Linked DNA regions of Homo sapiens: region 2 is linked to region 1. Evidence: read pairs that join two places in POLR2A ChIA-PET (ENCODE). Cell type or tissue: GM12878. All regions are shown on one strand. Links, peaks and the distances in the headings refer to the core of each region. The heading gives the core; the rest is flanking DNA.

The links. ChIA-PET counts read pairs that join two places held together with the same protein. Peaks named below come from ENCODE experiments on the same cell type or tissue, not always from the same donor. Only the 100,000 strongest peaks of a DNase experiment are listed, where the experiment ranks them.
Region 2: POLR2A ChIA-PET joins it to region 1 with 5 read pairs; 2 of 35 experiments call an interaction of 5 or more read pairs at or near these places.

Annotation. Positions count from the first base shown.
Region 1 is chr1:33,023,429-33,026,352 of GRCh38, forward strand. It overlaps AK2 (adenylate kinase 2), which reads right to left. Exons shown (of 6, transcript NM_001625.4): 2 at 1,014-1,139. Among named protein-coding and RNA genes, the nearest start is that of AK2, 12 kb to the right of the region's middle. In GM12878, for the core only: no CTCF peak of the experiment used is centred there; a DNase peak (open chromatin) is centred at 1,427; H3K27ac peaks cover 1,106 bases.
Region 2 is chr1:32,667,347-32,670,270 of GRCh38, forward strand. It overlaps RBBP4 (RB binding protein 4, chromatin remodeling factor), which reads left to right. Exons shown (of 12, transcript NM_005610.3): 4 at 879-1,052; 5 at 1,393-1,508; 6 at 1,626-1,786; 7 at 1,885-2,011; 8 at 2,140-2,217. Among named protein-coding and RNA genes, the nearest start is that of RBBP4, 18 kb to the left of the region's middle. In GM12878, for the core only: no CTCF peak of the experiment used is centred there; no DNase peak of the experiment used is centred there.

The sequences.
Region 1 (2,924 bases), core at 106-2,605:
ACAACAAAAGTAGCAGGGCATGGAGGTGTGTGCCTGTAACCCTAGCTACTCATCAGGCCGAAGTGGGAGGATCACTTGAGCCCAGGAGGTCGAGGCTGTAGTAAGCCATGATTGCACCACTGCACACCAGCCTGGGTCTCAGAACAAAAAAAAAGAGAGAAAATGCAATTATCGTCCCCAGATAAGAAGGATTACCTTTGTCACAACTGCGAAGTAATTGCTTTGTTACAGAAACAGCACACAGAGCCATAAAGCAGGTTAAAAAACACTTCTGTGACTTCCTAAATCCTCTCTTGAATACATCTCTGAGTTCTGGCCTAGGGACAGCAGTTTCATTTCTGGCTCTAAAATTTAGGTATATAACAAAACACACCAGCACAGAAAAACTTCAAGAATACTATGAATGAGTGCCATAAATTCAGAACAAACAAAATAACTTGCACTCTAAAAAGTCTTACAAGGCCAAGTGCGGTGGCTCACGCCTGTAATCCCAGCACTTTGGGAGGCCAAGGAGGGTGGATCACCTGAGGTCAGGAGTTTGAGACCAGCCTGGCCAACATGGTGAAACCCCATCTCTACTAAAAACATAAAAATTAGCCAGGCATGGTGGCAGGTGCCTGTAATCCTAGCTACTCGGGAGGCTGAGGTACAAGAATCGCTTGAACCCAGGAGGTGGAGGTTGCAGTGAGCCAAGACTGCGCCACTGCACTCCAGCCTGGGCGACAGAGCGAGACTTTGTCAAAAAAAAAAGAAAAAAAATTTCCTATAATCTGCCAGTTTGTTAAAACACCCTCTAGCACATGGTTGTTCAACAGAATTTTGTTTGATGATGGAAAGTTCTGTATCAGCGTTGGCTGGTAAATACTTGAAATATGGCTAGTGCAACTGAGGAACTGATTTTTACATTAATTAAATTAATCTAAATAGCCACCTGTGGCTGGTGGCTACCATATTGGACAGTGCAGATCTAGATTCTGAGGAATATCAACACTCATTGGTACCACCAAACCTACCAGTTTCCCAGCATCCATAGTTGCCTTCAGCTTTTTTCCTAGCTCTGAGCCAGAAGCCACCATGGCCCTCAGCATGTCCCCAGTAGCTAAATGGCAGACACAGAAGTTTTCAGCCAATCTGGGTGCCTACAGAGAGGAAGACAAAAACCAAGATTCAATTACATTACAGGCTGTGGAGTCAGACTGCCTAGGTGTGAACCTGGCCCTGCCACTTACTGGCTATGTAAACATGGGCAAATGCCTACTTCCTTACCTGTAATGGGGATAAAAGTACCTTATATTACATTCTAACATATACTGATTATAGGGTTATGGTAAGAATTACATGAAATAATATATGTAAAGCACTTAAAACAGTACAACTAGCACACAGGAAGGAGTCATAAATATTAATTATCACTATTTCCACTCAACACACTAGTGACACATAAGTTTCAGTTTCCCCATTATAAATGGGAAGACTTGCTGGGCATGGTGGCTCACGCCTATAACCCCAGCACTTTGGGAGGCTGAGGTGGGCGGATCACGAGGTCAGAAGTTCGAGACCAGCCTGACCAACATGGGGAAACCCCGTCTCTACTAAAAATACAAAAATTAGCTGGGTGTGGTGGCGCTTGCCTGGAATTGCAGCTACTCAGGAGGCTGAGGTAGGAGAATTATTTGAATCTGGTAGGCAGAGGCTGCAGTGAGCTGAGATTGCACCACAGCACTCCAGCTCCAGCCTGGGTGACAGTGAGACTTCGTCTCAAAAAAAAAAAAAAAAAAAAAAGAGAATAAAAATAGTACCAACACTTCACATGGTTGCTGTGAGGTTTAAATGAGATCATGTATATAATGCACTTGGTACAACACCTGGCACATAACATGTGCTGAATAAACATTTGCCAAAGGGATGAATGTACAATTGTCATGTACTACAGCTACTGGGTCAGGGAGGCAACTAGGAGCAGTTTGCCCCCAGGCAGAACTGGGTTTTCCTCCTTCCCTGTCACTAAGTAGCTGTACTATGGTGGCCACCTCACTTTTCAGTTTCCTTATCTGTTTAAAATGAAGGCAAAAAAGGCTCCATCTCAGAAGGTAGCTGTGAGGATTAGCTGAGATATATACAAAGAGCACTTGGCAAATAATAAGCACTTACATACTAGTTTTAGGAGGCATTATAGTGTTTTGGTCAAGAGCACAGGCTTGAGAGTTAAACTGCTGGTTTGCAGACTCCAGGTCCACTAACCATTATGTAAAATTGACTTAAGATGTCACTTCACCTTTCTAGGTTTCAAATTTCCTCTAAGTAAAATGGAGATGGTAATAGTATCTGTATCACTGGGTTGATGAGAAGATTATACAGAATTCAGTATATGCAGGCCCTGGCATATAGTAAGCGCTCAGTGGGCACTGGCTGTTACCATAACCCCTGTCCTAATCCTATATTCATTCATACAAAAAGAAAACATTTACTAATGCCTTTCCCAAGAACCCTGTCGGGAGCCTGGGAAACAGATGAATAAAAGGCATAGACTATGTACTTAAAGAGCTTATATTTGGTGAATTATACATGAGAATGCAGAATTAGAACAGGAAGAGACCCTAGACAGCTCAACACTGGCTTTGCAGTGGGAAAAAAAGAATGCAGAATTTACAAGGAATATAATCAGTTCAAGGAGCTCAATTTTAGCTTTTTCCGTTCAATTGTTTTATAAACTAAGCAGGTTTAGATCCCGATTCCAACAAATCAGTTCACTGGGAGTTTTCTTTTCTTTCTTTCTTTCTTTTTTTTTGAGACAGAGTCTCACTCTATCACCCAGGCTGGAGTGCAGTGGCACGATCACGGCTCACTGCAGCCACGAACTCCCTGGGCTCAGGTGATTCTCCTGCCTCAGCCTCCCAGTAGCTGGGATTGCAGGCACAAGCCAC
Region 2 (2,924 bases), core at 320-2,819, 360 kb before region 1:
CTTACCTCTCTGCTTCAGCTGCCTGAAAGGGAAGGGCCCCTGTCCCATGATCATGTGACTTGCTTGACCTTATCAATCACTTGGACGACTCATCCTCCTTACCTCGCCCCCTTGTCTTGTATGCAATAAATATCAGCGCACCCAGCCATTTGGGGCCACTGCCGGTCTCTGCGTCTTGGTGGTAGTGGTCCCCCAGGCTCAGGTGTTTTCTCTTTATCTCTTTTGTCTTGTGTCTTTATTTCTTATGATCTCTCATCTCCGCACACGGGGAGAACACCCGCTAAGCCCCGTAGGGCTGGACCCTACATCAGTAGAATTCTAGTTTTCCTTAATTTCAGATAGTAATATAATACAGCCATCCCTCAGAATCCGTGGGGAATTGTTTCCAAGACCTCCTTTGGATACCAAAATTCACAGATGCTGAAGTCTCTGATACAGCATGGCATAATGTTTACACATAACCTATGCAGATCTTCTCATATACTTTAAAATGTCTCTAGATTACCTATAATACCTAATATAATGTAAATGTTATATAAATAGACTATATTGTTCGGGGATAATGATGAGGGGGAAATCTGTACATGTTCAATACATATGCAATGTTTTTCTGAATATTTTCAATTAATGGCTAGTTGAATTCATGGATAAAGAACCCACTGATATGGAGAGCTGACTGTATTTCTTATTAGTTATTTAACTACCTGGAGTCACGGGGGTAGGAAAGCACTTTATAGTGCTAGCAAATGTATAGATTACATCTAGTATTATGCCAGTTTGTTGCTAAGGAAAAAAAATCCTTTCCTGTGTTCTTATACTCTGGGTAACCTCTAGAGTAGCTCTTGTTTTGTCCTCATTTGCAATTAATTTATTCACAGAATTTGGAGGTTTTGGTTCAGTTAGTGGAAAAATTGAAATAGAAATCAAGATCAACCATGAAGGAGAAGTAAACAGGGCCCGTTATATGCCCCAGAACCCTTGTATCATCGCAACAAAGACTCCTTCCAGTGATGTTCTTGTTTTTGACTATACAAAACATCCTTCTAAACCAGGTATGTGCCCTTTTCTATTCAAATACAAATGAGTCACTATAGAAATACATGGTTCCACTCACTGTGAGTTTAATTGCATGTTACTCTGTGTAATTTAACATCTTGTGATTTGTATTGATATGTGTATATTTTTCTTCATTTTGCCTCCATGAAAAAATAATGCTTTTTTACATAGAACAAAATACTGGTGCTGTTTAAGCATTATCTATTTGATCATAACGGTTCCTATATCATTTATAAATGTTAAGAGCTTTAGACATCTTGACCAAAATTCCATTATGCTCAGTAGGCCCAGAGAGCCAGTGGACTGGGTAGTCTTGATGTGTCTGTCACTTTGCAGATCCTTCTGGAGAGTGCAACCCAGACTTGCGTCTCCGTGGACATCAGAAGGAAGGCTATGGGCTTTCTTGGAACCCAAATCTCAGTGGGCACTTACTTAGTGCTTCAGATGACCATGTGTGTATCCTTCCCATTTTGAAGCAAATCTGGGCTAGTTACCAGTTGGTTTCTTTTTTGGGGTGTGTGGGGAGGTGAGAATCTTCCTTTTATATAATGGTTAATTTTACATTTAAGACCATCTGCCTGTGGGACATCAGTGCCGTTCCAAAGGAGGGAAAAGTGGTAGATGCGAAGACCATCTTTACAGGGCATACGGCAGTAGTAGAAGATGTTTCCTGGCATCTACTCCATGAGTCTCTGTTTGGGTCAGTTGCTGATGATCAGAAACTTATGATGTGAGTAGAATCCATTCAGAGTTTCTAAATATCTTGTCTAAGTTTTATGTTTAGTCACCATTTCAAGGTTTTTTTCCTTTGTTTTTTTTTCACTGAAGTTGGGATACTCGTTCAAACAATACTTCCAAACCAAGCCACTCAGTTGATGCTCACACTGCTGAAGTGAACTGCCTTTCTTTCAATCCTTATAGTGAGTTCATTCTTGCCACAGGATCAGCTGACAAGGTCAGTTTCGTTTATTTTAATAGAAAACATAATTTCTCTAGGTTTTTTTGAATTGCAGAGATATTTTACTTACAGTATTTTTTTTTTCTTAAAAAATTGATTACTCTTGCTTTTCTTTTTGTACATAGACTGTTGCCTTGTGGGATCTGAGAAATCTGAAACTTAAGTTGCATTCCTTTGAGTCACATAAGGATGAAATATTCCAGGTAAGAGAAACTAATGCTACTATTTTGTTTGTTTTAAGAAAAACCTGCTGGGCGCGGTCGCTCACGCCTGTAATCCCAGCACTTTGGGAGGCTGAAGCGGGCGGATCACAAGGTCAGGAGATCGAGACCATCCTGGCTAACACGGTGAAACCCTGTCTCTACTAAAAATATAAAAAATTAGCCGGGCATGGTGGCGGATGCCCGTAGTCCCAGCTACTCGGGAGGCTGAGGCAGGAGAATGGCATGAAACCCGGGAGGCAGAGGTTGCAGTGAGCCGAGATTGTGCCACTGCACTCTAGCCTGGGCGACAGAACGAGAGTCCGTCTCAAAAAAAAAGAAAAAAGAAAAACCTGGATGTATGAGTGGGCACACATGTGCTTTATGCCGTTGCTAAAAATAGAAATCTATATGCCTATGCTACTTTCTGTGGGAATTGTTTTTTCTTTGTTATTTCTATACTTTCTCAAACTGGTTATTGACCACTTACATTCTTCAGATATTAAGAAAACTAGGCCAGGTATGGTAGCTTATGCCTGTAATCCCAGCACTTTAGGAGGCTGAGATGGGTGGATTGCTTGAGGCCAGGAGTTTGAGACCAGCCTGGCCAACCCTGTCTATTTTTTAATAAAAATTTACAAAGAAAGGAAAACTAGTGCCTGATTATTTTTTCAGCCTTGTTTCTGACACTTAGTGATCTCTTCCCTTCT